2 separate regions of the Mus musculus genome follow, and region 2 is linked to region 1. The links are chromatin loops, found by intact Hi-C in ENCODE. Cell type or tissue: heart. All regions are shown on one strand. Each heading gives the region's core, and the rest is flanking DNA. Links, peaks and the distances in the headings are about the cores only. Region 1 has its middle 23 kb from the start of Alyref2. Region 2 holds the start of Gm20045 (a long non-coding RNA gene).

The links. Peaks named below come from ENCODE experiments on the same cell type or tissue, not always from the same donor. Only the 100,000 strongest peaks of a DNase experiment are listed, where the experiment ranks them.
Region 2: a loop joins it to region 1, with 3 times the contacts of the local background. A loop is called at or near these places in 4 of 42 quality-filtered maps.

What each region holds. Positions count from the first base shown.
Region 1 is chr1:171,472,630-171,489,106 of GRCm38, reverse strand. No RefSeq gene overlaps it. Among named protein-coding and RNA genes, the nearest start is that of Alyref2, 23 kb to the left of the region's middle. In heart, for the core only: a CTCF peak has its summit at 9,889 (motif pointing right); a DNase peak (open chromatin) is centred at 9,936; H3K4me3 peaks cover 426 bases; H3K27ac peaks cover 399 bases.
Region 2 is chr1:171,313,391-171,329,867 of GRCm38, reverse strand. Gm20045 (a long non-coding RNA gene) reads left to right here and starts at 2,554. Exons shown (of 2, transcript XR_865726.1): 1 at 2,554-2,974; 2 at 5,127-9,267. Dedd (death effector domain-containing) reads right to left here and starts at 723. Exons shown (of 6, transcript NM_001128609.1): 1 at 342-723. In heart, for the core only: a CTCF peak has its summit at 8,264 (motif pointing left); no DNase peak of the experiment used is centred there; H3K4me3 peaks cover 165 bases; H3K27ac peaks cover 118 bases.

The sequences.
Region 1 (16,477 bases), core at 8,424-10,923:
TAATAAAAGTACTATCAGAGGGCCCATAATGGTGGATATCAGGGTCGTGAACCATGGGGACCTGTTAAACAGTCCCTCAAACCACCCTTGTCCTGATTCGAACAATTTTTGTCTCTGGTTTAGCCTTTCTCTCAGCTTAGCCATGCTATCCCTTACTACGCCAGTGTGGTCTGCATAGAAACAGCATTCTTCTTTTAGAGCAGCACATAATCCTCCTTCTTTTAGGAACAGCAGATCTAATCCTCTCCGGTTCTGTAGGACCACTTCAGACAACGAGGTCAGAGACTTTTCTAGGGCACTGACTGATTTTTCTAAGGCCCCAAGGTCTGTATGTATGGCTGCCTGGAGCTGCTCGAATTGTTTGGTGGCCACTAGGGCTGTAGTCCCTGTTTCTACTCCTGCAGCTATGCCGCCCATAGTAAGTCCTCCCAACAGCAGGGCCAGAGTTAATGACACCGGCTCTCTTTTATATTTGGTTTTTCTCTCAAACTGGCCATAAACATAACCAGGGGAGTGGTAGGTCACCTTTGGCCAGAGCTCAACCAGGACACAGTAATCGGTGGTGAGGTTGAGTACAGTGGTAGATAGGCAGGGAGTGAGCCCGGTGTTGCAAGCCCAGATGGTCCCGGCGGGAGCAGCCAGATAGTAGGACCCGTCGCTCGTCTTTTGGGTGGTATTACACAGGGCCTGATGGGTTTTGGGAACTGCTCCTACGCAGAGTCCCTGTCCGGTCACTTCGGACAGGGTCAGCTTGTGTTGGGAGGCCACGGAGCAGTTAGCTGGGGCAGAGGTATGGTTGGAGTAGGTACCTAGGACGGCAACCCCTTCGTAGTAGGGGGGTCCCGATACCAGACACAGCCAGCACTCTTGGGTTCTGTCGGGACTGGTGAGGTTGAGTGCTTGGTAGGCTCCTTCTACTAGGTTTAGCAGCCTGTCCCCCGTCCCAGGTTGTTGAGAAGGCGGGGGAGCCCCAGGCACCATAGAGACCGTGCCTGAAGGAGGAGGATGAGGAGGCCTGGGGAGCATGATCTGCACGGGTTGGGATGGGGGTAGCTGGTCAGTGATCACGGGATTAGGCCCAATGGGGACGCGGGGTCCTACATTGAGGACCTGGCGGGTCAAAGAGAACCGGGTCACCGGGTCGGCCCCTGTGGATCGGTAGAGTCTTAGTCCCCAAACTTTGGGGGCATCCCAGCTGGCCTTTTTACCTGCGTCAGTGAATTCTAGGACTAGGGGGTTGCATCGACCCCCCGGTGTGGCCCCCTGGACGCTACTGGAGACCACTGAGGAATCATAACAGGGGCCCTGACCCTTAGGAGTGTTTCCTCGCTTAAGGGAAATTAGGTCCCATGATGATGATGGCTTCCAGTATGCCTGTCCAGTGGTCTCACATCCCCATTTGCCGCAGTAGCCCTCTCTCGGCCCTCCACACCCTGTTAGCACAGTATGGCCGGGGCAAACATAGAAATCATATAGTCTTGTCCTTTTTCTTCCCCCCGGAGAGCGGCAACCATCTCCAATATCGGGTTCCGGGTCATCCCAGTTGTCTCCAACTAAATCACACAAGTCAAAATATAGTTTAGGGAAGGTGTCTGTCATCGTCCCCAGGAGGGAGGTAGCGTTAGCTGTTTGTCCTGTCATTAGGTTGGTAACTCTCCAAGTGACATTGAAGACCTGGTGAGGGCTGTCACGTTGTACCGAGGCTCCTGCCCTCACCAAGATCCCCATAACTATTAGGGGGCCCCACGGGTTAATCTTATCTTTAAGGGGTTTTGAGAACGCTGGACCTTCCATGCTGCTCCGGCCGGAGGAGTTGTCGCCGCCTTTACGTGAGCGGCGTGTATCCACGCAGAGATGCCGTCAACTTTGAGAGCGGTGGGGGTGGTCAGCAGGACGGTGTAGGGTCCTTTCCAGCGAGGTTCCAAGTTCTTAGTCTGGTGCCGGCGTACCCACACGGCGTCACCGACACGGAAGGGGTGTGGTATCACTGGCTGATCTAGCTGGTCCCGATAAGCAGCGGCCAGCGGCTTCCAGACCTCTCGTTGTACTGCTTGGAGGGCCTGTAAGTGAGCTTGGAGAGAGGGACTATTAGTTAACTTTGACATTTCAGGATCATGAAAATTGACAAGGGGCGGGGGTGCCCCATACAGAATTTCATACGGGGTCAGTCCATGGGGGCCCGGAGTGTTCCGGGCTCGGTAGAGGGCTAAGGGGAGTAGGAGTACCCAGTCTCTAGTGCCAGCTGCAAGCGTTAATTTAGTTAGAGTCTCCTTGATGGTTCTATTTATTCTTTTTACCTGACCTGAACTCTGGGGTCTATAAGCACAATGTAATTTCTAATCGATCCCCAGTAAATCGGCCACCGACTGACTTACCTGGGAGACGAAGGCAGGCCCATTATCGGAACCCAATACCTGTGGCATCCCGAATCTTGGGAATATTTCTTCTAATAGCTTCTTGGTTACAACCTTGGCAGTTTCACGTTTAGTTGGGAAGGCTTTCACCCAGCCAGAGAAGGTGTCTACGAACACCAGGAGGTACTTGTACCCGTACAGCCCTGGTTTAACTTCAGTGAAGTCAATTTCCCAATGGGTACCTGGTCGATGTCCGCGTACTCGTACCCCTGCCCCGATTTTGGCTTTACTAGCATTCACTTGAGCACAAGTTGTGCAGGATTCCGCCACATACTGAAGAGTTCTGTCTCGGTTTAACATGTAGTAGGGGCTTTCTTCTCTGTCAAGGAGTGCCTTCATCTTTTGAGGGCTGAGATGGGTGAGTCTGTGAAGGGAGTCTAATAGTTCAAACACAAACTGATCGGGCATCACCGGCTTGCCTTGTAGGACCCAATATCCTTTTATCTGGTTATAGGTGGCTCCCAGTTCTCGTAATCTTTTTAGATCTGTTTCGGTGTAATGGAAATAGGCAGGCGTGTACGGGGTCGAGTCCTCTATAAGGAGTGTAGAGGCTTCTGGAACTGTCTTTGTGGCTGCCTCTCGGGCCGCCTGGTCTGCCATACGGTTGCCTCTGGCTTCGGCACTGTCTCTTTTCTGATGTCCTGGACAATGAATTATACTAAGTCTTTTGGGCAGAAAGAGAGCTTTTAGCAAGGCCAAGATCTCGCTTTTGTTTTTAATTTCTCTGCCTTCTGAGGTCAGCAACCCTCGCCTCCTATATATTTTTCCATGGACATGGGCCGTGGCGAAGGCATAGCGGCTATCAGTGTAAACGTTTAGCTTCTTACCTTCTGCCATTTTTAAGGCTTGGGTGAGTGCTATCAGTTTGGCTCGCTGGGCGGATGTTCCAGCCGGCAGTGCCCTTGCCCAGATTACCTCGGTCTCAGTGGTCACCGCGGCTCCAGCTCTCCGCTGTCCTTCTTGTAGGAAGCTGCTTCCATCTGTATACCAGGTGTGGTCGGCGTCTGGGATGGGCTGGTCCGTGAGGTCCGGTCTGGTTCCATGTGTCTCAGCCAAGATCTCGAGGCAGTCATGGGGGGCTCCTTTTTCCGGTAGGGGGAGCAAGGTGGCCGGGTTGAGGGTCACCACCGGTCCGAACTGAACCCGTTCCGTATCCAGGAGCATGGCCTGATAGTGGGTCATGCGGGCATTGGATAGCCAACGGTCAGGGGGTTGTTTGACCAGTGCTTCTACCGCATGGGGGGCCAGAATGACTAGCGGCTGTCCCATCGTTAGTTTGCCTGCATCCTTTGTCAGAATGGCAATGGCTGCTACCATCCGTAAGCAGGGGGGCCACCCGGCTGCCACTGGGTCCAGCTTTTTGGACAGGTAGGCCACAGGCCGGCGCCAAGGTCCCAGTTTCTGCGTTAGGACCCCTTTGGCGTAGCCCTGCTTTTCATCGACAAAGAGTTCAAAGGGCTTGGTCAAGTCTGGCAATCCCAGGGCAGGGGCCGTCAGGAGGGCCTGTTTGATTTCTTGATAGGCCCTCTGCTGATCTGGGCCCCAATTAAACAGAGTCCCAGTTTTGGTGAGAGGGTATAAGGGGGCCGCCATTTCCGCAAACCCAGGGATCCAGAGGCGGCAGAAGCCTGCCGTCCCTAGGAACTCCCTAAGTTGTCGAGGAGTCTTTGGAACGGGTTGCCCCATCACAGTCTCTTTTCTAGCCTCAGTCAGCCATCTCTGACCCTCCCTCAGAAGGTACCCCAGGTATTTAACCTGTTTCTGGCAGATTTGGGCTTTCTTGGCCGAGGCCCGGTATCCGAGGTCCCCTAGGGTTTGTAGTAGGGCCCGAGTACCTTGTTGGCAGTCTAGTTCGGAAGTAGCGGCCAGCAGTAAGTCATCCACGTACTGTAGCAGGATCAAGTCTGGGTGCTGGATCCGGAAGTCTGCTAGGTCTCTGTGCAGTGCCTCATTAAACAGGGTGGGACTGTTTTTGAAACCCTGTGGGAGTCTGGTCTAGGTCAATTGCCCAGAGATTCCCATTTCTGGATCTCTCCACTCAAAGGCGAAGAGAGGCTGACTGGTGGGGTGGAGTCTCAGGCAGAAAAAGGCATCTTTTAAATCGAGCACAGTGTACCACTGGTGGGACGGAGGGAGTCCACTTAAGAGGTTGTAAGGATTGGGCACGGTGGGGTGGATATCTTCCACCCGCTTGTTGACTTCTCTCAGATCCTGGACAGGCCTGTAATCATTAGTCCCTGGTTTCTTAACGGGCAGCAGGGGTGTGTTCCAGGGGGACTGGCAAGGTACCAATATTCCCTGGTCCAACAGTCTCTGTATGTGGGGCTTGATCCCCAGTCTGGCTTCGTGTGACATGGGGTATTGTTTGATGGACACAGGGGTGGAGGTTGCCTTTAGAGGTATAATCAGGGGCGCTTGGCGAACTGCCAGTCTCATGCCCCCGGTTTCTGCCCAGGCCTGGGGAAAGTCAGAAAGCCAGGTGGACCCTAGAGAAACATCCGGCTCTGTTGAGGTCTCATGTAGCCGATACTCATCCTCTATGCTTAGGGTCAGTACCTGTAGGGGCTGTCCTTTTGGTCCCACAACCTGAGCTCCCGATCCCTCGAAGTGGATCTGGGCCTTTAGTTTAGTCAACAAGTCTCTTCCTAGCAAAGGATAGGGGCAGTCTGGCACATGGAGGAAAGAGTGAGTGACCTTACCGGTAGCCAGGTGTACCTTGCGATCTGTGGTCCAGCGATACCGCTTTCCTCCAGTAGCCCCTTGGACCCAGGCAGACCTGTCACTTAGGGGTCCAGGATTTTGGGTCAGCACGGAGTGTTGGGCCCCAGTATCCACCAGGAAGGTGACTGGTTGCCCCCCGACAGTGAGGGTTATCCTGGGTTCAGGGGGGGGCTCCTGACCCTGACCTCCCTAGTCATCTAGGGTCAGGAGGGAGGTCTGGGGCCTCGGTCCTCGGGGCCCCCGTGGCTTCTTTGGGCAATCCTTAGCCCAGTGTCCCTTTTCTTTGCAGTAGGCGCATTGGTCCTTATCGAGTTGGGGCCTCCTTCGCTCTCCCCCCTGTCTATCCTGTCTCTGACCAGTAACTACAGTGGCCAATAGCTTGCTCATTTTTCTTTGTCTTCTGCGGTCCCTTTCTTTTTCTCTCTGCTCATCCTCTGCCCTACGGCGCTCTTCTTTTTCCTCTGTTTCTCTCCTGATACGTTCTTCTCTTTCTTCCGGGGTTTCTCGTTTATTAAAGATCCTCTCGGCTTCTCTCACTAAGTCCCCTAAGGTTTTGCTTTTTAAGTCTTCTAACCGCTCTAACTTCCGACCAATGTCTGGAGCGGACTGCCAGATGAACGACATGGATACATTGGTTTCTTGCCCAGGGTCCTCAGGGTCATAAGGAGTGTACCTGCGATAGGCCTCTTTGAGTCTCTCTAAAAAGGCCGAGGGAGACTCATTGGGTCCCTGAGTTATCCCTTTTACCTTGGCCAAATTGGTGGGGCTCCGGCCCGCATTCTGGAGACCCGCTAAGAGCAGCTGGCGATAGAGAACTAGGTGGTTCCTACCTCCAGGGGTGGTATAGTCCCAGTCGGGACGTTCGAGGGGAAAGGCGGCCTCGATCTCGTTGGGCAACTGGGTGGGGCGCCCGTCGTCGCCCCGGACTGCCTTTCTAGCCTCCAGGAGCACCCGCTGCTTCTCCTCTCCTGTCAGCAGAGTCCCCAGCAACTGCTGACAGTCATCCCAGGTAGGCTGATGGGTGATGAGAACAGACTCGATTAAGGCAGTCAATTTACCTGGATCTTCAGAAAAGGAAGGATTATTATTTTTCCAGTTATATAGATCAGAGGAGGAAAACGGCCAGTACTGCAACTGACCATTACCCCCCAAACGGAGTGGGAAAGCCCGAGAGGTGGTGGAATCTGCCGCGGGGGGGTCTCTTTTGCCCCGCAGGCGAGACACCATGGGAGAGGGGGCAGGAATCTCAGAAGTGGAGGTGGCCTCTTCTCTGTCGCCATCTCCGTCAGAGGAGGACGGTCCCTGTTCTCCGTACGGCGGAGGGTCTTCTGTGAGAAGGTCAATGAGAGGTCCGCCGTTATCGGAGAGAACCTGAGGTTTAGAAGGTCTGGGTTTTATAGAGGGGGTAAGAGCAGGGTAAAGGGCAGATCGGGGCGGAGGTTGGGTCGAAGGGCCGGATGGGAGGATGGGAGCGGTTGGAGAGAGAGAGAGTTTGGGAGAGACAAAAGGTTTGACCCACGGAGGGGGGTCATAGGCAATAGCCTCCCAGGTGACAATGTATGGGACCTGATCCGGGTGTCCGTGGGGACCGGGAGAGAACACCTTAGATTTAACCTGTGAAATGATGTCTAAATTAAAAGTACCATCTTGTGGCCACCCCACATCGAAAGTTGGCCACTCGGCAGAGCAGAAGGTGACCCAGCGTCTCTTCTTGACGTCCACGGACTGGTTGGACGCAATGCGCTGGACGTCTCCCCAGTGTTCAAGGGTCAGGCTCAAAGGAGTGGTTACAGTCTGTCCCATATTTTTAGAAACGGTCCAAAACAACAATGAACAGACAAATGACAGAACAACACTGAGACAGACAAGACGCGCGGCGCGGTTTCGGCGAAAAACCGAAAGCAAAAATTCAGATGGAGGCGGCGAGGGCTTGGACCTCTCGTCTCCTAAAAGAACCACGTACCCCTCCGACAAAGGAGGGGCTCCAAATAGCCCGAATCGATCAGGACTCGGACTTACTGATTGGGCCACCCAGCGGGCCCCTGATGCCTCTGAGACGTCTCCCAGGGCTGCGGTCGGGAATACGAACTCATCAGTTCTTCCACGGAACCGCCAGATACAGATCTAGTTAGCTAACTAGTACAGATACAGACGCAGGCGCAAAGATTAGATGCCGGCACACACACACGCACAAAGACAGAGACGGAGACAAAACGATCGCTGGCCAGCTTACCTCCCGACGGTGGGTCGGTGGTCCCTGGGCGGGGGTCTCCGGATCCCGGACGAGCCCCCAAATGAAAGACCCCCGAGCTGGGTAGTCAATTACTCTGAGGAGACCCTCCCAAGGAACAGCGAGACCACGACTCGGATGCAAACGGCAAAAGGCTTTATTGGGAACACGGGTACCCGGGCGACTCAGTCTATCGGATGACTGGCGCGCCGAGTGTGGAGTTTTTACCCTTTTTATAGGGCTTGGGCTGGGGGGCAAAAAGCGCGGTTACAGAAGCGAGAAGCGAGCTGATTGGTTAGTTTAAATAAGGCTTGGGGTTTTTCTCGGTCTTTTGGGGAACTTGAAACTGAGGTGGGACTTTCCAGAAACTGTTGCTAGTTTCGCTTTATCTGAGTACCATCTGTTTTTGGCCCTGAGCCGGGGCCCAGGTGCTCGACCACAGATATCCTGTTTGGCCCCTGTCCTAGTTTTGTTCAGCCTTATTTTTTAACTAAACTTTCTTGTGGCTTTTGAGAACTCAGCTCTGGTACTTTTTCATGCCTTGCAAAATGGCGTTACTGCAGCTAGCTTGCTAAGCCTTATGGTGGGGTCTTTCATCACCACTGCCTGGCCTTCTCCATGAACATCATAGTTGACCTCAACTTCCTAGGGCTTTTTCCTGTCATATTATATAATATATATGTGTGTGTGTGTGTGATTTATTTATGTGTATGGGTGTTTTGCATTCATGCATATATGTGAACCATGGAGGCCAGAGGACATCAGATCCCTTGGAGCTACAGTAACAGGTTACAGATAGTTGTGAGCTGCTATAGAGATGCTGGAAATCGAACCCTGGTCCTTGGGAAGAGCAGCCAGTGCTCATGACCACTGAGCCATGTCTCTAGCCCCCTGGCCAGCTATTAGATCAACTTATTTTCCCCGAGCTTCTTCAGTGTGTCCAGGTGGGGGAATCTATTACTGGGACTCATTACACTGCTGCTGGATGCACCCAGAGAACCTGGAAGAAAGAGTGGACTTAGACCTAAGTTCTCAAGAAGCCTGTATTCTGGTGCTGGAGAGATGGCTCTTCAGTTAAGAGCACTGACTGCTCTTCCAAAGGTCCTGAGTTCAATCCCCAGCAACCACATGGTGGCTCACAACCATCTACAATGGGATCTGATGCCCTCTTCTGGTGTTTCTGAAGAGAGCAACGGTGAACATAAAATAAATAATTCATAAATACATAAAATAAATAATTAGTTATTCTGGGAGATGTGGCTCTCCACTCTTTCCAAAAACTCTTGAGACCTGTGCTGATTACTATACCCACATAACCTCGTATAGAATGGCAGCAGAGAGTTTTCTGGTCTTTGATTATCAAGTTTCAATAACCAGAGAGAAACTTTTTTAAAAAGAAGAGAAAACAAATATATAGTTTATCTCTATTGTCCAAACTAAAACAACTCATCTTTCTGCACCCTTCTACCGAGTGCTGGGGTCCCCAGCAGGCACCACCGTACCTAGCTGTTATTCTCCTTTTATTTAATAATCATATACCCCCCAAATCATAAATATTTTAATGTTTCTACGTGTTCTCCATAATTATTGTTCAATAACTGGATAAGTCTCCATCGGTCTCCACATTCTGGTTTAACAATCTGCGTATTGTGCAGAGCTTGGTTTCCTTCCAGCTCGTTACTTTACGGATCACGCTACAATGAATGCCTTTCACGTGGATCTACATACGTCCCTTGCTTTGTTTAATTGTCTCCTTGGGGCTTGTTCCCACGAGAGACATCACTGCATTTCAGGGTGTGAACAATTTTATGGCCACTGACACAAGCTGTTCTAATGGGTCCCAAATAGGTTGTGACTACTTACTAGCCCGCTCACAGGCAGAGTCCCCCCAGAACTTAACACCTTCAACACCAGCAGAGTCCCCTCCAAAACTTAACACCTTCAAGATAAAGGTACACTATTCCCCGGTTTTTTGTTTGAGTTGGGATGGGTGAAGTTTAGCGATGTAGTTCTGGGGACTTTTCATTGTTGTTTTGTTGAATATTAACACCGGAAAAAGTGGACTCTCAGTTTAAATGCCATTTAATTGTGATTCTTTGCCTTCTTTCTGCATTTACTACGGATAAGTAGGACTCAGGTTCACAGGGTGATTCCGAAAGCTAAACTACCACGGATCCCTAAACTGCTGCAGGCCAGCACAACCTAGCAAGATTTTTGTCTTGTTTTGTTTTGTTTTTTTCAAGTCAGAGTTTCTTTCTTTGTGTAGTCTTGGCTGTCCAGGCTGGTCTCAAAGTCTCAGAGACCCTCCTGCCCCTGCCTTCTGAGTGCTGGGATTAAAGGTGTATAATCTTTATGCATCACCCTGTATAATAATTTTAAAACTACCATATTGTTATAAAGAACAGTAGGAACACACAGACACACATATGCAGATCATTAAAATCCATTAAACACTTTTAAATTTTATATATCTGAATGTTTTGCCTACAAGTATGGACATGGACCTTGTACATGTAGTGCCTGCAGAGGCCAGAAGAGGGCATCAGATCCCCTGGAACTGCAGTAACAACAGATGGAGAATACTCCAAAGAACAGCAAGTGCTCTTAATCACTGAGCGAGCCATCTCTAACTAAGTGGTTTAAATTGCAGACATTTAGGAGCTGGCTAGGTGGCTGAGTGAGTGGGTAAAGCTCAGAAAATTTGACTACCTTAGGTCAAGCCCCAGAGCCTAAGTAAAGGTCGTGGATCCTCTAATACCTTGTAAGAATTCCCCCGAGTGTTTGAACACTTGTGAGTGCATGCACGCAGACACTTTTTTTGTTTGTTTGTTTGTTTTGTTTTGTTTTTTTGTTTTTCGAACCAGGGTTTCTCTGTATAGCCCTGACTGCCCTGGAACTCACGCTGTAGACCAGGCTGGCCTCGAACTCAGAAATCCACCTGCCTCTGCCTCCGGATTAAAGAGATTAAAGGCGTGCGCCACCACGCCCAGCTACTTTTTTTTTTTTTAAAGACAGTTCAAGGCTAACCTCTACAACAGACCAAGTTCAAGGCCTGAGCCAGAGAAAATCTTTCCTCAAAACAAAATAAACCCAACACTCCAGAGGCAGAGATCCCCGTGAGTTCAAAGCCAGGCAGAGCTACATAGTGAACCCTGTATGGGAAGAAGAAAAAAAAAAAGGAGAGAGCACAAGATATTAAGCGGGGAGGGGAGGAGAGGGATCCTCTCTACAGCAGCTTCCTTAAGCACATTCCATAACGTCAACATCAAGTTTAAAAAGGTATGCCTGTGTGCGCATGCGTGTCCACGATCACCGCCCACCTTTGTGGCGTCCGCTCTCTCCTGCCTGCTTCTGGGTTCTGAGGATCAGTCTCGGGTGCTCATGACCCATTGAGCCATCTCAAAGGCCCTAAGTAAGGCTTCGCACAATCCCTTCTCTCTGTTTTCTCTCCTCGTCCACAGATAATTAGCCAACAGCCCTGCCTAGCAGGCAGGGCTGCCTCCACCCTCCCGTGCCCCGCCCCACCCTGCAACGCACAGGGCGCTGCCTTGCCTGAATTGAGTAAACTTCCCTTCCGGTTCAGACCTCTCTCTCCTCTGTACCTCAGAACCGGTCTGTCCGGGTTCTACTCTCAGGTGGTAGAATGAAGATCTCAGAAATGCTGGTGGAACTGGCCGAGACTGGGTGCACCGTGTGACTGGAAGAATAACAGTAACGCCCTTACACACGTACACACACACACAGAAACGCACCTGTACACATGCACACACATATGCACACGGGCAAGCACACACACACTCACGCAGTACCCCAGCACACACCACTTCCAGGGTTTCCCAGCTCAGGCCCAAGACTCCCTCTTTGCTATTTCACCTGAGCTAACAGGTAGAACCAGGACACATGATAAACATACATTAGAATCTAAAAGTAAAACAAAACAAACAAGCAAACAAACAAACAAAAACACGAAACTCTCAAGCGCCCATATGCTATGTCCAAATCAATGGGGTGCTTGGCTGGACCCTAAACTTTTTGCTTTCATTAATTGCCCATTGGGCCACTGTAGAGACAAACTAGAGGAGGCCTCAGAAAGCACTGTGAGAAGTAAGGCCCTCAAATTTGCGTTCAGAAAAATCACATCTGGATGCTTCCTCTGGGACAGAATGCTGCTGCTGCTGCTGCTGCTGCTGCTGCTGCTGCTGCTGCTGCTGCTGCTGCTGCCCCTGCATCTCTCCCAGGTCCCAAAGACACATTCCCCCAAGGAGAGGAGTGGTCAAAAACTGTGGTAGAAAAGAATTTGTGTTTTAGCTCAAGGTCTACATCCTTTGCTCGAGGCTGCTAGGCAGGAAGAGAGGAATGAAGAATTGTTAATACCCATCTGCTTCCGGGGTAGGGACTGGGTCAGATCGTACATCTGTCAGCTTCCTCTCCTGCAAAAGGCCAAGAGCCAGACCGACACTACCCTTTCTGAGGCCGACAGCAAGCAAATGCCTCCCCCACCCTGTCTGTGACCATCAGCGAGACATATGAATACTGATGGGTGACATCTTTGGACACAAATAGCATGGTTAATGCCAGTAACTCCTTTTACAAGTGACTTGGTCGTTCTTCGGTCACACCCTTTGATGGAGAGCTCTTCTAGTACAAAGGAAGCTATAGGCACCCAGAAGAATCCTGTTTCACGAGCTAGCACCACAGCCCCAAACCAGAAAGTATCACACAGCTCCGATTCCACCACTTAGAAGGAGGAAGGCAGGAGGATCAGGAGTTGAAGACCCTCCTAAGCTATATAGCAATTTAAAATCTAGTCTAGCCGGGCGTGGTGGCGCACGCCTTTAATCCCAGCACTTTGGAGGCAGAGGCAGGTGGATTTCTGAGTTCAAGGCCAGCCTGGTCTACAGAGTGAGTTCCAGGACAGCCAGGACTACACAGAGAAACCCTGTCTCGAAAAACCAAAAAACAAAAAACAAAAAACAAAAAACCTAGTCTAAGCTAAATAAGATAATGTTTAGGGAGCAGGAAAGAGAGAGAAGAAGAGAAAGAGGGAGGGAGGAGAGAAAGGGGGGGGGGCTGTTTTACAACCTTAAGAAGAACAACCTTGAAGCTAGAAAAGGATTAGTCTCAGCTTTGTGGTTTTTAATCCCTAACCATTAAACCATCCTGTCTCCCCAGCTCCCACCATTCACACACTTACACAGGAGAATCTCGTGTTATTAAAAACTTCAGTACTATTTACTAGCACTGTGGAACTGCCTGTCTGGGGCTTTCTAAAGGACAGAAACTAGAGTGAGGTATGAGATGGTCAATCCATTTGGCCCACCAGGTGGCCCAGTGTGCCCCCCCCCCAGTTCTATTCACATAGTCCCCCATGTCCTTTATGCTGTGGCTCTCATGTAGGAGGTAACACAAGCCAGAGCTCTCTCCCTGCATCTTCCTTCGGCCTCCAGCAAGAACATCTGGAAGCCGCTTTGGGGTCCCTGCCCTAACTGACCAGTTTTTATCTCCTGATCTCATCAAAGGCCTGAGGATCACTGTGGCAAAAAAGGAAAAACAAACCTAGACCAGGTATAAGTGCTTATAATCCCAGCACTTGGGAGGCCGAGGCAGGTGGATCTCCGTGAGTTCAAGGCTATCATGGTCTACAGAGTGAATTCCGGGACAGACAAGGCTTCATGAAAAAACCCTGTCTCAAAAAAAAAAAAATCTAAAAATGTCTTCTTTTCCATTTAAATTGTTCAAATGGGATCTGGGACAAACCAGGACCTGAAAGAGATTTAAGGATAGCAGACATAACATGCAACTATATAAAGCCCAAGACCTATATAGACTGGTTTTTTTTTGTTGTTGTTGTTGTTTTTTAAATTCCAGAATGGTTTCTTTTTGTACATTAGCCAGAACCTGCTGTTATTAAAAAACTTTTTTCCTTTATTGATCTCTAAATGGGCAGAGTGATGTCTCACTGGGAAGACATATCAATTCTAAAGCATAAGAAGCTAATGTTTTTCGTCAGCTAGACAGCTCAAGCAAGGATATTAAAAACGACAAGCTTGCCTCAAAGGCCAGCGTGTTGGTGACTTTGAGTTCAATAATTTAATAGGATTACTATTGGCACTTCTTCCTCATCCTGAATCTGAACAATGTACCTCATGAAACAGCGCTTCTGTTATTCACCAACTTCTGTTTTGTGGGGTTGGTTTTTTTTTTTTTTTTTTTTTTTTTAACTGGAGCTGAGGACCGAACACGGGGCCTTGCACTTGCTAGGCAAGCGCTCTACCACTGAGCTAAATCCCCACCGCAGTTCGTTCGTTCGTTCTTTCTTTCTTTCTTTCTTTCTTTCTTTCTTTCTTTCTTTCTTTCTTTCTTTCTTTCTTCCTTCCTTCCTTCCTTCCTTTCTTTCTTTTTCTTTCTTTCCTTCCTTCTTTCTTTCTCTCTCTCTCTTTCTTTCTTTCTTTCTTCCTTCCTTTCTTTTTCTTTCTTTCCTTCCTTCCTTCCTTCCTTCCTTCCTTTCTTTCTTTCTTTCTTTTTCTTTCTTTCCTTCCTTCTTTCTTTCTCTCTTTCTTTCTTTCTTCCTTCCTTCCTTTCTTTTTCTTTCTTTCCTTCCTTCTTTCTCTCTCTCTCTCTCTCTTTCTTTCTTTCTTTCTTGAGTCATTTATTTTATGTGTATGGGTATTTGCCTACATGTGTATCTATGTACCACATGTGTGCCTGACACTCCGAGAGGCCATGAGATCCCTTGGAACTAGAATTGTGAACAAATTTTAATTATGGGCAGTGGTGAGCATCCATTTGGGTGCTCGTAATAGAACCTGGGTCTTCTTTAAGAACAAGGAGTGTTCTTAACGCTGAGCCAGCTCTTCTGCTCCTCACTTGATTTTAAAAGTTTACTTCATCTTTAAACCTTGCTAATTGCATCCTTTGAGCAGCGTAACTTAAAAAGTCATTATGAAGACTTTCTCTTGAAAACCCACACCCATACTTGGGTGTGTACTGTCTTTTTCCTGCGTGCGTCCCTTTAAATACCCACGCTTCAATCTGAAGTATGTACCATCTCTTATCTCTACTTAACAAACTCTATGACTCTTTCCACTCTGACTTGCCCTGGAACTCTTGTCTGCACTGTAGCCAAGGATCCGCCTTTACCTGAGTTAGGTCCCTAAGCAGTAAACTCCTCAGGCTATGACATCAGAACTAGGCTACATCTCCCCACCACAACCGGCAGTTCTGCACTTAATGTTTCACACCAGCCTCCTCCCAGCCCCATTTCCCTAGATCTGGATGGCGAACAACTTGTGTGGGTGCTTCCCAGAAGAGCTGAAGATGTAGCTCCATTGATAGAGTGCTAGCCCATGTGTTTTATGCAAAGCCTTGGGCTTGATCCCCAGCCACACACAAAACAGGAAGTAGTGAATTAGCACTACAGTCCCAATTGGGAGGTCGACACAGGAGGATCAGAAGTACATGATTATTCTCAGCTATGTAGAGTATTTGGGATCAGCCTGAGGTATGTGAGACCCTTTCTCAAAACAACACACACAGGAAGGAAGGAGAGAAGGAAGGAAGGAGAAGAAAAGAAAGAAAATTCTTCCCAAGACATCTTGTGTATTTTCAGCTGTTGTGATACAAGTTATTCATTTGTTTTAAGTCGTCGAGACAGCACTGCCTGACTACCAAGAAATGCGGTGATAAAGACTACGTGGGGAAACAGTTAAATCTGTAAAGTGCTTAGGGACCCCAGGCTAATCCCCAGAATCTAGGTTAAAAACAAAAACAAAACCGGACATGATTATGTTTGCAATCCCAGCATGGGAGAAGAGGAGCCCTGTGATCCCCTAGGGCTCACTGGCTGGCCAGCCTAATATAATCCTTGTATTCTAGGCCCCAGTGAGAGACCCTGTCTCAAAATACAACGCAAACAGTTCCTGAGCAATGCCACCAGAGGATAACCTCTACGTGCACAGGCACACACAAAAGACTTATTGACCAGACTCTTATGTAGCTTCTAGCAAGTTAAGGCATGTCCCTGGGCTGGCCCTAGATGATGCCATAAAATGCCTGCCTGCAAAGTCTCAATGCTGCCAAGAAACCTGACTGTTTATTCGAATCAAAGCCTGGTAATAAAGACAGGTCCTGGAGCAATCTCATGGAGCGATTATTTGAGAAATGGAGATATGGCTCAGAACATCTGGCTTTCAAGAACTTTTGATCTCCAACACACACACACACACACACACACACACACACACACACAACTTGCTGCTTCTCTACTCCTTTTTTGTATTAAAATCTAATACTCTGGACTGTCTTTTCCAAAACCTGAACACTGTCTCTTGAATGAAATACTAATATTCGAGTTCAAGGAAAATGCTTTTACTGTAGCTCCCAGACAGTGAGGCACCTCTGTTGGAAACACTATGCTCCAACACCAGTATTTCCTAAACCTGATATGTAAACCAGGTGTGGTGTCTCATGCCTATAATCCCTGCTATTGGGAAAGAGGTTAAGGTAGGATTACTATGATTTTGAGGCTAGCCTAGGCTACAACATGAGTTTCAGGCCAGCCTAGGCTACAGTATAAGGTATTGTCTTTTAAAATTTAGGGCAGGGGTGGGCTAGCAAGATGGCTCAGCAGGTAAGAGCACTGACTGGTTTTCCAAAGGTCCTGAGTTCAAATCCCAGCAACCACATGGTGGCTCACAACCAACCACCCATAATGAGATCTGACGCCCTCTTCTGGTGCATGTGAAGTCAACTACAGTGTACTTATGTATAATAATAAATAAATCTTTGGGTCAGAGCAAGCAGGGACTGAGCAAGCAGAGTTGACCTGAGTGAGTGGGGTTGACCAGAGCAAGCATAGGTCCTAAAAATTCATTTCCCAACAACCACATGAAGGCTCACAACCATCTGTACAGCTACAATGTACTCACGTACATAAAATAAATAAATCTTTTTTAAAAATTTTGTTGTTGTTGTTGTTGTTGAGTCCATTTTTTCACCTAGACAGGATCAATTCACAAACCCAGACGGCCTAGTCACATGGTCCAATACCCATTAATATGTCATAGCTTAAGTATGACCAATACCATTTTATGACAGTTACTAAAAGGATATT
Region 2 (16,477 bases), core at 6,925-9,424, 160 kb after region 1:
CGCTGGCTCGCAGCCCCGCTCCCCACCTCGGCCTCTTTACTGCCCCTGGCCTGGGCCAGCCTGGGCCCTTGTTTACGCCCCTCCCCAGGCTCGCACTCCTGCGCCCCGACCCCTGCCCTCTCCCACAGTTGCCATCTCCCCTGCACGCCCCCCTCGGCCGCTCCCCTTCCCCCACCTCGCAGCGTCCCGTCACCTCCCTCTCCGGAGGTTCTCCGGGCTGGACGTCGCCACCGCCTCCCCCTTCCACTTTCCTTCCCCAAGCCCTTGGCGGCCCCGCCCGGCCCCGCCCCGTCCCACTCGACTCCCCCTCCCCACGCCGGCCGGCCGCCCCGCCGCCTCACTCTCGGCTCAGCCTCGGCGCCGCCATGTTGGATCCATCCGCGCCGCTCTCCGGGGCCTGCGCCTCACGGAGCCGCATCCGGGCTCCAGCCGCCGCCGCCTCCGCCGCCGCCGCCGCCGCCGCGGGCGTGGGGGAGGGGAGGGCCGGGCGGGGGTGGCTGCATCCTGCACAGCGCCTCCCGGAACCTGGCCGGTTAGTGTCGGCTTCGAGACCATAACGAGGCATGAGCGGAGGAGCCATACTAGGTGAGGGCAGCCTGGCAGCGGCATTAAGCGGGGAGTGGGTAGCTTCACGTCGGCAAGAGAGGCTGGAGACTGGCAGCCATCTTGCTTAGGGGCAAGCTGGCAACGCAGGGTTCTCCTAACGGCGGCGGCGGGGAGGTTCTAAGAAGCGGAGAGAGAACGTATTTGAAGGTGGAAGCCTTGGTGGCGCCCGAGCTGGCTGGTATCGGGCTCGAAGGCCCTCGGGAGAGAGGGGCTGGCAGCCATGATACGTAAGGGCGGAATCGGCCGGGGGTCGGACTGCCCGGTGAACTGAGGTGAAAGGTCACGATCTGGAGTTCACCTTTGCCTTGAACTTCCTGTCACTCTGACGTTCTGAAACCCGAACCTCGCAGCCGCGCTTCTCACCCTCTCTCGGAATTCATCCCTTCAGTGTTTTCCTTTTGAGCTCCCATTTTCCTATGGAAAAGTCGCCTCAGCTGACGGGTGAAGGACGGCTGAGAATTGAATTGGGGGTGGGATGGGCTCGAGTATGTTCTGGAGCTGCCGAGAGCCTGCTGTGGCTAAAGGAAGAGGTAATACAAAGGGCTTTGAGATAGGGAGCTATGACTCAAGACCTTGCAAATTTATTTTATCCTAAGGGCAGTCGAAGAGGCTTTGAAGGGTCTAAACAGAGGTGTGAACAGTTAGTTATATTTGTATTGTAGAGAGATCACAGCTTGCCAGCTCTGGGCATGTTAGTGCCAGCCTGAAGCCTGAGGCAGGAGGATTACTTGAGCCCTGGAGATGGAGACCAATTTGGACTTAATTTAAGCGAAGAAGACCGCAAGGATGTTAGAGCACTGTAGAAGAATGCGTTCTTAGCACGGTTAGGCCTGACGTTCGGTCCCTGGGGAGTGGAGCTGGGTAGGGAGAGAGATCAATTATGAAGCTAAAGAAGAGACAGTGGCGATGTGTAGGTAGGAAGGCATGTGTTGGATAAGGAAATATGAGTGTCCTGACTTGAATAACTGGGTTACGTTATTTTTAGTTTCAAGAGATCTGCGGGATATCTTTTAGGCAAGTATATATGAATTAGTGTGGTTTGAAACCAAGAAAGTTGAAAGTGTGCTTGCGCATGTCTGGATATTCTTGGAGCCATAAGAGAGAAAAATGGCCTAAAGAGGAGGATGTGTGCATTCGAGGAGTGAGATGAGGGAAGGAAGCAGAAAATAGGACAGCGAGGAGGCACAGACAGGAAGCCAGACAGAGAAAAGTATCAAGGAAACTTGTTACAAGTATCAAGAGTAAGCGATTAGGTAAGATGTGGACTAAAATGTGTGGTTCGGAATGTGGAAGAAATGAAGGTCACTAGGTAAACTTGGAGAAAGTTGTTACATAGAGGTATAGGGTAACAACCAGATCCAAGTGGAAAGATACAATGTGTAAAAAGTTTTGTGGCTACTCACACTAAGGTTTGTAATCCCAGTTTTCAAGAAGCGGGAGGATGGGATTTGAGGCAAAACTGGACCTATTTAATGAGCAACAGACCAGCCAGACCCAGTAGTAAAAAGGCAAAAGTAAAAAGCCCTTTTCTCAGTGTTTATTGGGGGGAGGGGGAGAAGTGGGGGAGCTGTCAGTAAGTTGTCGTGTGGAGGAGAATTTAAAAGAAAAAGGAAGGTTTTCACCAGTTTGTAGTAGTGCATACCTTTAATTCCAGAGGCAGAAACAGGCAGATCTCTGAGTCAAGGCCAGCCTGGTCTACAGAGTGAGTTCCAGGACAGCCAGGGCTACACAGAGAAACCCTGCCTCAAACAAGAGGGAAGAAGGAAAGAGGAAAGGAAAAGAATGAATTTGAGGTAACGTGATCCTCCCAGGTGACTGGGCTGTACATTAGCAAGACCTTTGTCAGTAGCTTATCCAAGATAGAATGACTGATAACAAGAAAACTGACATGCAGGCTGGGGGGAAATGCTCAGAGCTACACAGAAAACCTGGTTTAGGGGGCAGAGGGGTTGTTTCTTGTTTTTTAAAAACCGTAATGTTGTAGTGAAAGAGAATACTCATGGCGATTACAGTAGGAGAGACCTTTGTCTCGAAAAAAAAAATCCGTATAGAGGATTTTTGTTGTTGTTGTTGTTGTTTGGTTTGATTTTTTTTTGCTTTTGTTTTTTGAGACAACAACCAGGTCGTGATCCACCTGCCTCAGCCTCCTGAGTTCTGGGATTAAAGGCATGTGCCACTGTGTGTGTGTGTGTGTGTGTGTGTGTGTGTGTGTGTGTGTGTGTGTGTGTGTGTGTGTGTGTTTGTGTGTGTGTATTTCTGTCTTAAGAGGAACTGAAGGGCCGGGTATGGTGGCGCATGCCTTTAATCCCAGCACTTGGGAGGCAGAGGCATGTGGATCTCTGAGTTCAAGGCCAGCCTGGTCTACAGAGTGAGTTCCAGGACAGCCAGGGCTATACAGAGAAACCCTGTCTCGAAAAACCAAAAAAAAAAAAAAAGAGGAACTGAAGGGATGGCTCAGCAGTTGAGAGACTGAATTCTAGAACACTTTGGACATCAGTTCCAGTTTCAGAGGATCTGGCACTCTCCTAAGGGCCCCCGCATACATGTACACATACAAACATGCACATAAATATTTTTAAATCTAAAAGTGATCTAGCTAGGTCACTTCTGATCTCTGAAGGAATCAAACATAGTAGGGAGATCCCTCTGCATCCATGTTCATTTGTTGTAGCACTAGTCACAATATTTATGTTTTGGACTTTGCCTAATGCCCATCAACAGGTGAAGGGCTAACAGGAATGGGATTTTATTCCGTCAAAAAAAATGCAATCCTCTTGTTTGCAGGAAGATGAGTGGCACTGGAGAGTATTGTGTTTTGTAAAAGTCAGATTCAAACAAATATTTGAATATAATGTAGATTTGAATATAAATACGGCATGACGGTAGAACTTTGGTGTACAAGAGAGGAGGAGGAGGGATGAGGAGAAAACGGCCGTGAGCAAAGTACACAGTGTGCTTGTGTGACGATGTCTTGGTAAAACCCATCTTTTTTCTTTTTCAAATGTACTCAGAAACTCTGTAACCTTAACTGTCCTATAATCCGCAGCCTGGCCTTGAACTAAAAAGATCAGCCTGCCTTTGCTTATACAGTGCTGGGATTAAAGCTGTGAGGCACCACAACCAGCAGAAACCCATTAGTTTATATGATGAACGTGGCTCACACACACTCCAGAGCCATAGTCACTCATGTATGCTTCTAGAACTAAGTGTCTCTATCCTTCTCTCCAACAGTAAGTGTACCAGTTTTCAAGAGGGTTTTTCCTCACTGACACTCTTCTGTCCCCATGGGGAAGACTTTGCCTACTCTAGTTGTTTCAATTTTTTAAAATTATTTTTGGTTCATGTATCTAGCAAATATAAAGTGTTTGCCTGCATTTGTGTATGTGTGCCCCATGTGTGCCTGGAGCCTGCAGAGACGAGGTGTTAGATTCCCCGACACTGGAGTTGCAGAAGGTCATGCTGCTACAGTAGTGAAATGACCTTTAACACCTTTAATCCAAGCACTCCAGAGGCAGAGGCAGGCTGAAGCCAGTCAGGGACACTGTGAGACCTTGTCTCAAGGATGCTAGCAGCTGTCAGTAACAAAGATCTAAGGGCTTTAAAGATGACTGTGGACAGAGGTGCTTGCTGCCAAGCCTTAATGACATGAGATTGGTCACCTGAGCCAACAGCTTCAGAAAATTGTCCTCTAATCTCCACATGTATGCCGTGGTACACACATACACATATACATGTACATAGGCATACATCGAAATATAATAAAAAATCAGTAACATAGTGGCTTTTTAATAAGTGTTACAGTTTTCCTCTTACCCAGCTAGCTTCCAAATAACTGAGACTGGACTATTATATTTATTTATCAAGTTTTAATGGTACAACAACTGAGTGGTATTGCTCTATTTTCATCCTCTAAGCTAATCTTGCTGCCTCCCAGCCAAAATCCCAGAAATACTTGTATTTTATGGCTTTCTCTACTCAAGCTGTTTTCTCCTGCTTTCTCTTTGACTCTCTCCCTGCCCCACCCTCTGCCCTGGCTAGGAGGAAGTCCAGTGTGGAGAGAATCTCTTAAAAGAATCACCTGCCAATAAAAAAGCCAGTGGCCAATGAGCTGAGACAGAAAATAAAAGGTAGGACAATGGCAGGAAGAGAGAATATTCTAGAAAAATGGAGACTAAAAGGAGACACAGAGACATTAAAGAGATTTGAGAGAGACACTGAGGAGACTGGAAGAAAAGCAAGCCAGGACTGAAGAGGTAACTAACCAAAGGGTAGACACAGAATAGTTTAAATGGATTACGTTAGTTACAAGCTAGTCAGGGCATGAGCCAAAGCCTGTAGCCAAGGCATTTATTAATATAAGTCTCTGAGTCATCATCCTGGGAGTAGGGGCTAAGGGGACAACAGATTTTTTTTTTTAATAGTCCAACCCGAGCCGGGTGTGGTGGCGCACACCTTTAATCCCAGCACTCGGGAGGCAGAGGCAGGTGGATTTCTGAGTTCGAGGCCAGCTTGGTCTACAGAGTGAGTTCCAGGACAGCCAGGGCTATACAGAGAAACCCTGTCTCGAAAAAAAACCAAAAAAAAAAAAAAAAAAAAGTCCAGCCCTATCCTCTTCTCTGTTCAATCATTGGCTGATCAGCTTTTTTATTGACCAGTGAGGGAATAACTGGGGAGTAATAGTTACGTTTACAACATTGAAACAAGAGATTCTCAGAATAAGGATTGTAATCAGGTACGGGAGCAGCACAGAAATCAGCGTTTGAATAATGCAGGTATAACCTCAAACACTGCACAGGAGCATTATGCCGACCACAGGAGAGGACAGAGCTCAGTTGCTGGAGCATCACCCAGTGTGAGAAAAGAGAGACTCTGAAACAAACCAAAGAAAGTTTTAATGTTGTTTATTTGTAAGTTTTGAGACAAGGTCTTTCTATGTGTCCCTGGCTGCCTGGAACTCAATATGTGTACCAGGTTGCCCCCAAATTCCAGAGAGTTCCGCCTGGCTCTCTATTTCTGAGATTAAAGGTTATGTGTCACCTTGATACACCAAAAGAAAATTAGTATTAGATATAGTTGACTTGAGTCAAAAATAAATGAAACAGAAGAAATAAAGAAAGGCACATTGTCTTGGCACTTGGGAGGTTGGGGAAAGAGAATCAGAAGTTCAGGTTTTTTTGTACATAGTTTGGGGCAAGCTAAGGTTCAAGACATACACCTTGTCTCAATAAAATAGTGTACAGGTCCTGATGGAACAGGCCAATAATCCCCCATGCTCACGAAGCTGAGATGGGAGAATCTCAAGGTCTGGGCAACTTGGTGAGGCCTACTCAGAAATTACAACAAGCAAGGCCTGGGGCTGGAGCACACAGCATTGGAGCAATGGCTCTTCTTCATCAGGTTCAGTTCCCACACAGCTCAGTGGAAACAAAACAATGCTAACTAAAGACCTGGGCTAGGTTGCCAAGAAATGGAGCCATATGGTTTGTAGAGTTTCTCTTTATACCTTTTAAATTTTAATCTGGCCTGTGTTCCTCAAAAGTACTTTTCCCCCTTGAGACAGGGTCTCAGTATGTAACCCTGGATGGCCTTGAATTAACTATTTAAACCAGCCTGACCTCCTGCGATAGTCAGGCCCAGTCTTGTAGCATAACATTTTATTTGGCCCTTTAGTGTTGGTTGCATCTTGGAATTCTGGGAACAGGAGGCTTAAAAAAAAATAACAAAAAACAGCCTGCAGAGACTGGCAGAAAGGGAGTGAGATTCAGGTGTGGGGCTGAGGAAGTTCCAGGAGACAAAAGAAGAGGGTCAGAGACTAGGGTTAGAAAAGAAGACAGTTGATGATAGCTGAGACAGAGAAGATATTGTTAGGAGACAGAAGAACCCACAAAGTAGTAAATAAAGAAAAAGTAACAATAAAAGCTACAGTTGGTGATGAAAGTGGGGCAATTTGTAGGAAAAAGAAACATTAAGAGACAAGTGCCACCAATGTGGCAGGGCGGCATGGGAGGCTTGGTTTCAAGTACAGTAAAGCAGAAGCCGGGAAAGGAGGAACGGATAGATGCTTTGTTTCAGAAGCCAACAGGGTTTGCTGGGGCTGTTTCTGGAACATGCTTCCTTCCCATGGTTTTTAGCAGCAGGTCCTAGTCATCATCTCCTTCACCCCTCTCCCCATCCTCTTTTTATGTTGCTGCTGCTGTTTTCCTCATTTCGGGATATTTTGTTTATAAAATACTAGCTGAGCAACTGGGGAAAAAATTAAGGTGGAATTAAAGAAGCTTGGTATTAAAAAAAAAAAAAAGTAAGGAAAACAAATAGATTCATTCCCAGTGACTGAACCAGAGAGAGGAAGTTTCCCCCAGGTAGAAGGAGGGGAAAGAACTGTATCAAAAGGCAGTCAAGTCAAAAAAGGAAAAGAAAAACAGGAGGATGGTCAGAGTTAAACCCACAGCACTCAGTCACAAAAATCAACAGCATTTCCAGTAGTAGTTGGGATAATCTTTTTGTACACTGTGTGTGGGGTCCATCCTTTCCTGTCTAAGGCACCTTCTCATCGATTGATTTAATAAAGATCTGACTATGGCTGAGGCAGGAGAGGAAAGGTGGGCAGAGAGGGGGACAGGGAAAGAATAGGGTGGGAGGTTTTGCCAGCCAGACGTGGGGGATCGAACAGTTGCCCAGAATGAAAGAGGTAATGAGCCACGTGGCAAAGGTGGGTTACTACAACCTAACTGGGAACAAGACTAAGCTATAAGGCCTAAGTTTTCATAAATAAAAATAATTCTCTGTGTCATTATTGGAAGCTGGTAGTGGTTCAAGACAGTCTGGTGCATCCAATGTGGGGCTAGAAATCCAAGCTTAGGGTCTGAGAAGAGTTCTGGAGGGAAGGTGGGGAAGAAGCAGTTTCCTAAGGGAGGGGAGGGCCGCAAGTCACTTTACCATGGAGCTAGTGGAGGCCTGTGAGCAGGAAGTAAGAAGTGGGGAACCAGAGCCTCAGTGCAAGACCTCTCAGGCAAGCAACTGCTCAGAGCTGGGTCAGAGCACCCAGAGCTGGCCTGTGCCTGCTGGTGAACCACAGAACAGTACCTCTGTTACCCAGAGGTGGGGCAGGTAGGTGTGGCTCCCAACTGTTGTCCAGGAAAACTGGCAAGGGAAGCCTGCTAGACCAAGCAGAGTCAGGCAAAGCCAGCTGCCATCCACAGGCATTGGCCTGAGGAGCCTGCAAGTGCACAAAAGGTCAGATGGGACATTTCACAGAGCCACAGTGGGACTGAAAAGCCCCTACCTTCTGAACAATTAATGTATAAGTCTGAAAATCATAAAGTGATGTTTATGAAGGAAGGAGAGAGTTACAGAGATTTTTAAAAAATGTATGTTCTGTTTTAAAAAATGAAGACTACCATGACAAGATACTTGGATTCCATTTTATTTTATTTTCATCATCATCGTACAAATACTTATCTTTTCAGTAATGATTGCAATTTTATATATTCTTTTAAGAAAGATCATATTAAAACAGACTTAAATAAAGAGAGGACTGAAAAAATTGAGCACTAGGGGTAGAACAAATTAGACAATCCTTTGGATCAGAATAAAAAAAAAAATTGTCAGGAATCCAATCTAAAACCTGGGGTGCCACCTTGTGATGAGACTGCAGAATGGCAGCTCATAGAGATGCAATATTCTACATTAAGACTACAGAGTATGTTTAATGCCATATTAGAGCAATGTCATACAATAATTATGTGTTTCATTTTGTAGAGTTTGAAGTTTTAAAGTATATACATGTGGTAACACAGCATACAATTGGTTTGTATTCAGGACTTGAAGGGGCTTTCTTAAATTGTAAAAAGGATTGTTCCAAAACTGCACATTTATTAGAGGTAATAGCTATCTTGGAGATGCCTTGGTAGATTGAAACTAATGATACTCCATGTGTATCCAGTAGAATAAAACAATTTTTTTAGACATTTTGGCATAAAACATGTTACAGATATAACTTACAATCATGCAGGTCAAGTGATTGTAAAAAGATATAACTACACTTTAAAGGAAATGCTCATAGAACAGAAGGGGTAAAAAATTTAAATACCAGTCAGGTAGCACAGCTGCTGGGGGGAAAAAAAAAAAACCCTGGATTTTAGAAAGTCCTGCTAAGTTATCAGGCTATGAATGTCGTAATCTCCGAATGGAGGTCAGGAAATGTATTGCACTGGGGGAGAGGTTATGTCTGTGCTTCATATGTATGAGATGAAATGCTGTGGATTCCTTCAAAGTTAATAAAGATTAAATTTGACCAGGGAAGACCTCCTGAAAATCTTGGCTACAGACATGAAGAACCAAACCAAGCACAACAATAAAACATGTGAGATGTATGCAGATCCCTCTACATAGAGACAGCTCTGACAGGCTGAGATAGGAATGCCTTTTTTTGTTATCTATTTTTTTTAATTTTTTTATTAGGTATTTTCTTCATTTACATTTCCATTGCTATCCCAAAAGTCCCCCAATTCCCCCTCCCCAGGAATGCCTTTTTGTAGCCAATAATCTTGTTGGGTACTGTTAGTGTCATGATTTTATACACTGTAAAGATATGGCTCTGTATTTCTTGCATGCCTAAAGCACCTTCTGATTGATTAAAATAAAAACCCTGTGGCTTTAAAAGTAAGTGTCGCAGTTTTTATCTTAACCTGGTTAGCCTCCAAATATTGAGACTGTGGTATTTAACAAACTTTAAAAACACAACTGAGCAGTATTAATCTATTTTAAACTTCTATGTTAATCTGGCTACCTCCTAGCCAAAATCCCTGAGATGTTGGGGGAAATATTAAAAAAAGACTAATAATATCCTGTGCTATGCTGGGCACTGGCAGGCCACATGGCACCAGCGGGGTGTTCTCATCTTGGCAGACTCTCTGGCCCGGAGCTCCCGAAACATCTCCAGCCAGTTCAGTAAGTTCCCACTAGCTGGTCACTACCACGCCAGCCCCATGCTTCAAACCCCCACAGCCTTTGTGGTGCACATCGGGCAAACTCACACTTTGCTGCCTTACCTTTCTCTCTTGAACCCAGTCAAACCAGTGTGAAGGAAAACACCAGACAAACTTAGTTCAGAATCAATGGTAACTCAATAGCTGGGCGCAACAACTAGAATCCTTATTAAATCTAAGTCCTCTGGTATGAGCCAGGAGACACTATGAGCTACATCTTACCCTCTCGCTATCCCCATCCAAAGCCCTAACTCCCTCCGGTTCCTCTCTTCCTTTGTCCAACCGGAAAGTCCTGCCCACTCGACCAGTGATTGGTCCCTTTATTCATTGGTGAAAGGTTCACAAGAAGTCACCTGAGTGTAGAACTCATTCCTGAGACAACCCTTCCTGGGGATTAGGAATTAACATCAAAATACAGGCATCAACCACCAGGGCCATCCACAACACTGAGATACCTGCACTTTATGGCTTTCTCTGCTATCGGTGTTTTTCTTTGGTCTCTCCTGGACTCTCTCACGACTATTCCCCACTTCCTTTCCCTTCTCCCTCACCTGGAAGGAAGGAAGTCCAGCTCTTATTATCTCCCCTGCTCAGCCATTGCCTGATCAGCTAGCTTTATTGACCAATAAGGGAATAATTGAGAGTAATGTTTATAAAACAATGAGACAGGAGATTCTTAGAATACGGATGGCAACCAGATAGGAGGGCAGAGAAATCAGCATTTTAATAATGCAAAGATGATCTTTACATAGTATGCAATATATGTCTACACTGAGGCCTGTAGCACAAGGCAGAATTAGGTCAGCCTTTTAGACAGAGAAAGGAACTCTGGAAAAGGGATTGACATGTGAAATTTGCCATCAAGATGAGGAAAAAATCGAATGTAATGAAACTAAGGAGCGGTAACCAGCCACATGGAAAACCTTAGATTAGTATGAATGAGATAAGTGAGTTATGAGTTAGTTGGGAACAAGCCTAGCTTAAGACCTCGACATTCATTAATAAATAAAAAGGACTCCGTGTCATTATTTGGGAGCAAGCATGGGCATAAAAAGGCCCATCGTAAGTTAATTATCTCTATCCTTGTCTAGCTGCCAAATGATGGAGACTGAGACTATGATTTACTTATTTAGCTTTGCACAATCACTGGGTGTCTTAGGGTTTTACTGCTGTGAACAGACACTGTGACCAGAGCAACTCTTAAAAAGAACATTTAGTTGGGACTGGCTTATAGGTTCAGGGGTTCAGTAAGTTATCATCAAGGCAGGAGCATGGCAGCATCTAGGCAGGCATGGTGCAGGAAAAGCTGAGAGTTCCGTATCCTCATCTGGAGGCTGTTAGCAGAACACTGACTCCAGGCAGCTAGAATGAGAAACTTATAACCCACAGGAGCAGTGACACACTTTCTAGTCCTGCCATTCCCTGGCCAGTCATACACAATCCATCACACTAGGGATTACCCCTACGCTATATTCCTTCCCATAGACTGTCTACTTCCCAACTTAGTGACCCAAAACTTGCTGTTTCAGCCTGGGGCATTTTACTAATGTACATGCTCCCTGTCCAGCACATCTAATATCGATCTGTTTTCTCCATCTTCTTCCTTGTTTACCACCTTCACTCTCCTCCACTCTCCTCCTCTCATGGTCCCTACCTTCAACTCCCAGCCCAGTAAATGAAACACCACCTATTTCTATTTTGCCACTTTATTTTAACCAATATTTTTAAGTAGTATCACTTGTCGTATATAAGGATCTGCTTGTCAGGGGCAAACAGATCTTGGGGGCCATTACCTAGCATTTGAATACATACATAGCAGTTCTAGACCAACACCTAACAGTTCACCATTACATTTACTGCCCAATATTTGGCAAAGAATCCAAAGTTTAAAAATTCAGGTATTAGAAGTCCAAGGCAGAAGGCAGGAAAAATGTTTCCCTAACAACTACAGTTTCTCTTTTCTTTTTTTTTTTTGTTTTTGTTTTTGTTTTTGTTTTTGTTTTTGTTTTTTGAGACAGGGTTTCTCTGTGTAGCCCTGGCTGTCCTGGAACTCACTTTGTAGACCAGGCTGGCCTCGAACTCAGAAATCTGCCTGCCTCTGCCTCCCAAGTGCTGGGATTAAAGGCGGGTACCACCACTGCCCGGCTCACAACCATCCTTAATGAGATCTGACACTATCTTCTGGTGTATCTGAAGAAAACTACAGTGTACTTACATATAATAATAAATAAGAAGAGAGAGATTAAAATGGAATATTTTCCATGTTAAAAAAAAAAAAAAACAGGGCTGGAGAGATTGATTGGTCAGTGGTTAAGAGCACTGACTGCTCTTCCAGAGGTCCTGAGTTCAATTCCCAACAACTACATGGTGGCTCACAACCAACTGTAATGGAATCCAATGCCCTCTTCTGGTGTGTCTGAAGACAGCTTCAGTATACTCATATACATCAAATCAATACATTTTTAATTTGTTTGTTTTGTTTTTTTGGTTTTTCGAGACAGGGTTTCTCTGTATAGCCCTGGCTGTCCTGGAACTCACTTTGTAGACCAGGCTGGCCTCGAACTCAGAAATCCGCCTGCCTCTGCCTCCCGAGTGCTGGGAATAAAGGCGTGCGCCACCACGCCCGGCCAATACATTTTTAATAAGTAAAACAATGTAGAAGAGGGTACTTGAACCCTGTATAATTTTGTTACAATTATCAACATACAAATAATTATATTTTCAGTAATGATTACAATTTTGTTTATCCTTTTAAAAGAGAAATCAGGATATAATAGACTTGGAGAAGGAATAGACTGGAAAAATAAATGTTAATGTGGAGGCAATAGAAAAGTGATCGGAGGACTGGTAAGATGGCTTAGTGGGTAAGAGCACTGACTGCTCTTCCGAAGGTCCTGAGTTCAAATCCCAGCAACCACGTGGTGGCTTACAACCATCCGTAATGAGATCTGACGCCCTCTTCTGGTGTGTTTGAAGACAGCTACAGTGTACTTACATATAATAAATAAATAAATCTTTAAAAAAAGAAAGGAAAGGAAAGGAAAGGAAAGGAAAGGAAAGGAAAGGAAAGGAAAGGAAAGGAAAGGAAAGGAAAGAAAAGTGATCGGAGAACCCTTTGGTTCAAAATAGAAGATCTCCAAGTCAATCTAAAGCTTACAGCACTATCTTGTGACAAGACTGCAGAATGGCAGCCTATTCAAATGCCAGACAAAGAGGCTGCAGCTATAAACCTACTTAATAGATGAGATATTATATTAATGTTGTCAAGCTTCAGTCTAAATGAAGGTCTATATGCTAAATTAAGAGTACAAATTATATTTGCTACCACCTTAGAACAATGTCATATGAAAGCTTCTATGTTTAGATTTTGTAATTGAAAATTTAAAATGTGTACACACATTGATGCATCATACTATTGATACATATTCAGAATTCCAATGGACTTTTGCCTTGAATTCTGAAAAGGATGACTCTGAGACTGCACATTTAAATTTTCAAAGGTAATATACATTGCTGTATTAACATATGTATGAGAAGCAGTGTGCACAGATGAGCTAAAGGAGATTCTCTGCTCTTTGAGCAGATATAGCGTCTGTCTTTTCTTTTCTTTTTTTTCTTTGGTTTTTTTGAGACAGGGTTTCTCTGTATAGCCCTGGCTGTCCTGGAACTCACTCTGTAGACCAGGCTATCCTTGAACTCAGAAATCCGCCTGCCTCTGCCTCCCGAGTGCTGGGATTAAAGGCGTGAGCCACCACGCCCGGCCATTCTTTTTTTTTTTTTTTTTTTTTTTAACAAGTTGGTTTGGACTGTATAGCCAAACTAATATAAATGATTATTCATGCCATTTGAAAGAATGACATGATAAGTCCTGAGGAATCTGTAGCCAACAAGATTTACTGGCTATGCTTAGCTGAAGTCCTGGCTGGAGACATTTTCATATCTCCTTAGAGCTGTTCCCTAGAGGGATTAGTGTAAGCATAAATTTTTTTGCAACCTATTAAAAGTTCAACCTCTCCTCTTGCCCACCACCCACCAACTACAATAGAAGAGAAAAGTTATTAGGATATGGGGGAACTGGACGTGTTTAGCAATAGTTTTTTGGGGACGAGCTCCATCTTCTTCTGCAGTTCAGTCCTGTAGCAAACACCAAATATGACTCAGCAGCTGCAGTGCAGTCCTCTTGGAAGGCAGACACCACACATGAACCAGCAGCTGTAGATCAATCTTAAAGAAATTGCAAGGCTCACCAACCAGCCTGAGGTAAGGCCTTAGCAGCAGCAAGCTGCCTCAGGAACCACATTAGCAGGTTTTTTTTGTTTTGTTTTGTCTTGAAGACTTATTTATTAATTATATGTAAGTACACTGTAGCTGTCTTTAGACACTCCAGAAGAGGGAGCCAGATCTTGTTACTGATGGTTGTGAGCCACCACGTGGTTGCTGGAATTTGAACTCAGGACCTTTGAAAGAGCAGTCAGTGCTCTTAACTGCTCAGCCATCTCTCCAGCCCCCAACCCCACATTAGCAGTTCTTTGGTGAGTTTCTCTCAATGGTGGCATTACCACAAATGGAGCTCAACAATGCTATCTAAGGCAAACCAATACATGCGTGTTGTTAGTGAAGAATAGTGAAGTGGAGCAAACCAAACCAATGCCTGTCTCCCACTGTCTGTGGGGTCACATTTATACCCCTTCATCAAATGTCCTTTCACTTGTCTGTTATAGTGAAAGACCCCCGAAGGGAGACCCTTACTCAGACACTCAAGTCCCGGGACAGCCGCGTACCCAAGAAGACACTGAGACCATACATAAAATGTAGAAGGCAAGATTTAATAAAGTAGCAACATGAAAGCACACAGACCAGAGCTCTGGGGTCGAAATAAAGCAGCAACATGAAAGCACACAGAGCTCTGGGGTCGAAACTCATACACCTTTGCACAGAGTAGAGGAGTCTCGACGACCAGCCAAAATTTTTCACAGGCTTATATAGTAAAACTCAAAGGGGGGAGAACTGGGCAGGGAAAGTACAAGTTTACATCACTAGGGAGTTCTGCCAAAGGAATCTACGTAACTAAGGAGTCATGTCCTATCAAGGAATCTACGTAACTAAGGAGTCATGTCCTATCATTTGGCAATGTACCCGGTTCATTTTGAGGTTGTTCTAGGAGGCCTTTATCTCAAAAATGTTTTCTAGATGGGAGGGGGTGGGCTCCGAGGTAAAAAGTTCATGTTCTCACAAGAGGCCAGTAATTTTTCATTCTTCAGTAGCAAAACATCCTCTCACCTGTGTGCCCCAGCACAACATCATTTGACATAACTGACTTTCCAAAGAAACTAGAAGTTTCCACTTTAGGTCAGCATTCATGTTACTTCTGTTGTTCTTGGATTCTTCCTTCATATCTGTAGCCAGGATTTTCAGAGGTCTCCCCCCTAGTCAAATCTAATTTTGATGGGATGCATTTTTTTTCTCCTGTTAAAACAAAGACAAAACCTCTTCCCCTGAAAGACCCACAATGTGAGGGCTCCCCCACGTTCTGACTCAGGAGAGGCGACACCCCAAAATCACCCACAAGAAACGGGTCTTGCTGCAAATTGCAAGAGGATTTTTATTCAAGAGCGCTCTCGGGCCCATGGTCATACACCACGCAGGGGTAGAGGACCATGGCGCCCCGAGTAGCTGGGTAAGGGGGTATTTAAAGGAAGAAACCGAAACTCAAGGAAGTGGGGAGGGCGTTGTTGGAAGATACCAAAGATACCAGTTAAGAGTCACAAGGAAGTGTAAAGTTACAAGAGTCACAAGGAATACCTGGTAATTGTTAACTCTCAAGACAGCTTCTAAGAGCCCCTAACAATAGCACATTTGCATTGCAGGTTCTGGTAATGGCCAGGGTGACTTTCTTTGAATGAGCACTCTTTGAACCCAGGAAGCGGGTGGGTAGAGGAATGTCCCTATCTCTTTTATGATTAGCATACCTTTACAAAGGCCACATTCCCAAGCCTGGGCCTAAAGGCCTAGAATTCTGTTTTTACGTTGTTATACTTTCATTCCCCCCTTCTACTTGTTAGTAGTTCTAATCTTAGAACTAGACACAATTTTTTTCCTGACATACTTGATCCTTTACTTTAGGGCATGGTACTGTTGTCTTAAAACTAAAAGCCACATTGCACTAATTTCTGTTTTAATAAAGGTGACTTGCCTATTTAACACACATGGACCTATAATTAAAAGCAGAAGCAAAATCAAAAGGGGTCCCATAAAGGTAGAAAGTAGAGCTGTCAAGAGTACAAGATAAGGGCCTTTCCACCGGAGTCTTAAGGTTTTCTGTGTGGAGACGTCTAATGTAGCAGGTCTTTTTCTCTTGAGTAGGCCTTCTGGAGCTGCTTTTTCGCTCGCTGTCTCACTCACTGGAGCACCTTGAGCCTAGAGAACAAAGGCTGGGAAAGCAGCATGTCAGCACTATGTACAAAGGCTATTTTTACCAGTGGAGGGGGGCCCCCTGTAGAGTAATTTATAGGGGGGTCAGTCTAAACTGTCCAGGGGTGTTTCTATCCCTGAAGAGCATAAAGGGTAGGAGAGCTATCTAATCATAGCGCCAGTCTCCGCTGTCAATTTGGTAAGGGTCTCTTAATGGTTCTATTAATTTTTTTACCTGTCCTGAGCTTTGGGGCCTGCATGCACAATGTAACTTTTAACCGATCTCTAATATCTTGGCCAGTCTCTGATTTACCTGGGCAACAAAGGCAGGTCCATTACCTTGGGAAGATTTCTTTTAGAAATTCTACCTCATTATAGCACAGGCCTTGAAGCTTTTGACTATTTCTTCTGCTAAGTCAGAGAGTCCTGTAACATAGTAGTCAAAGGACCTAACCACACCTTTGAATTTCTTG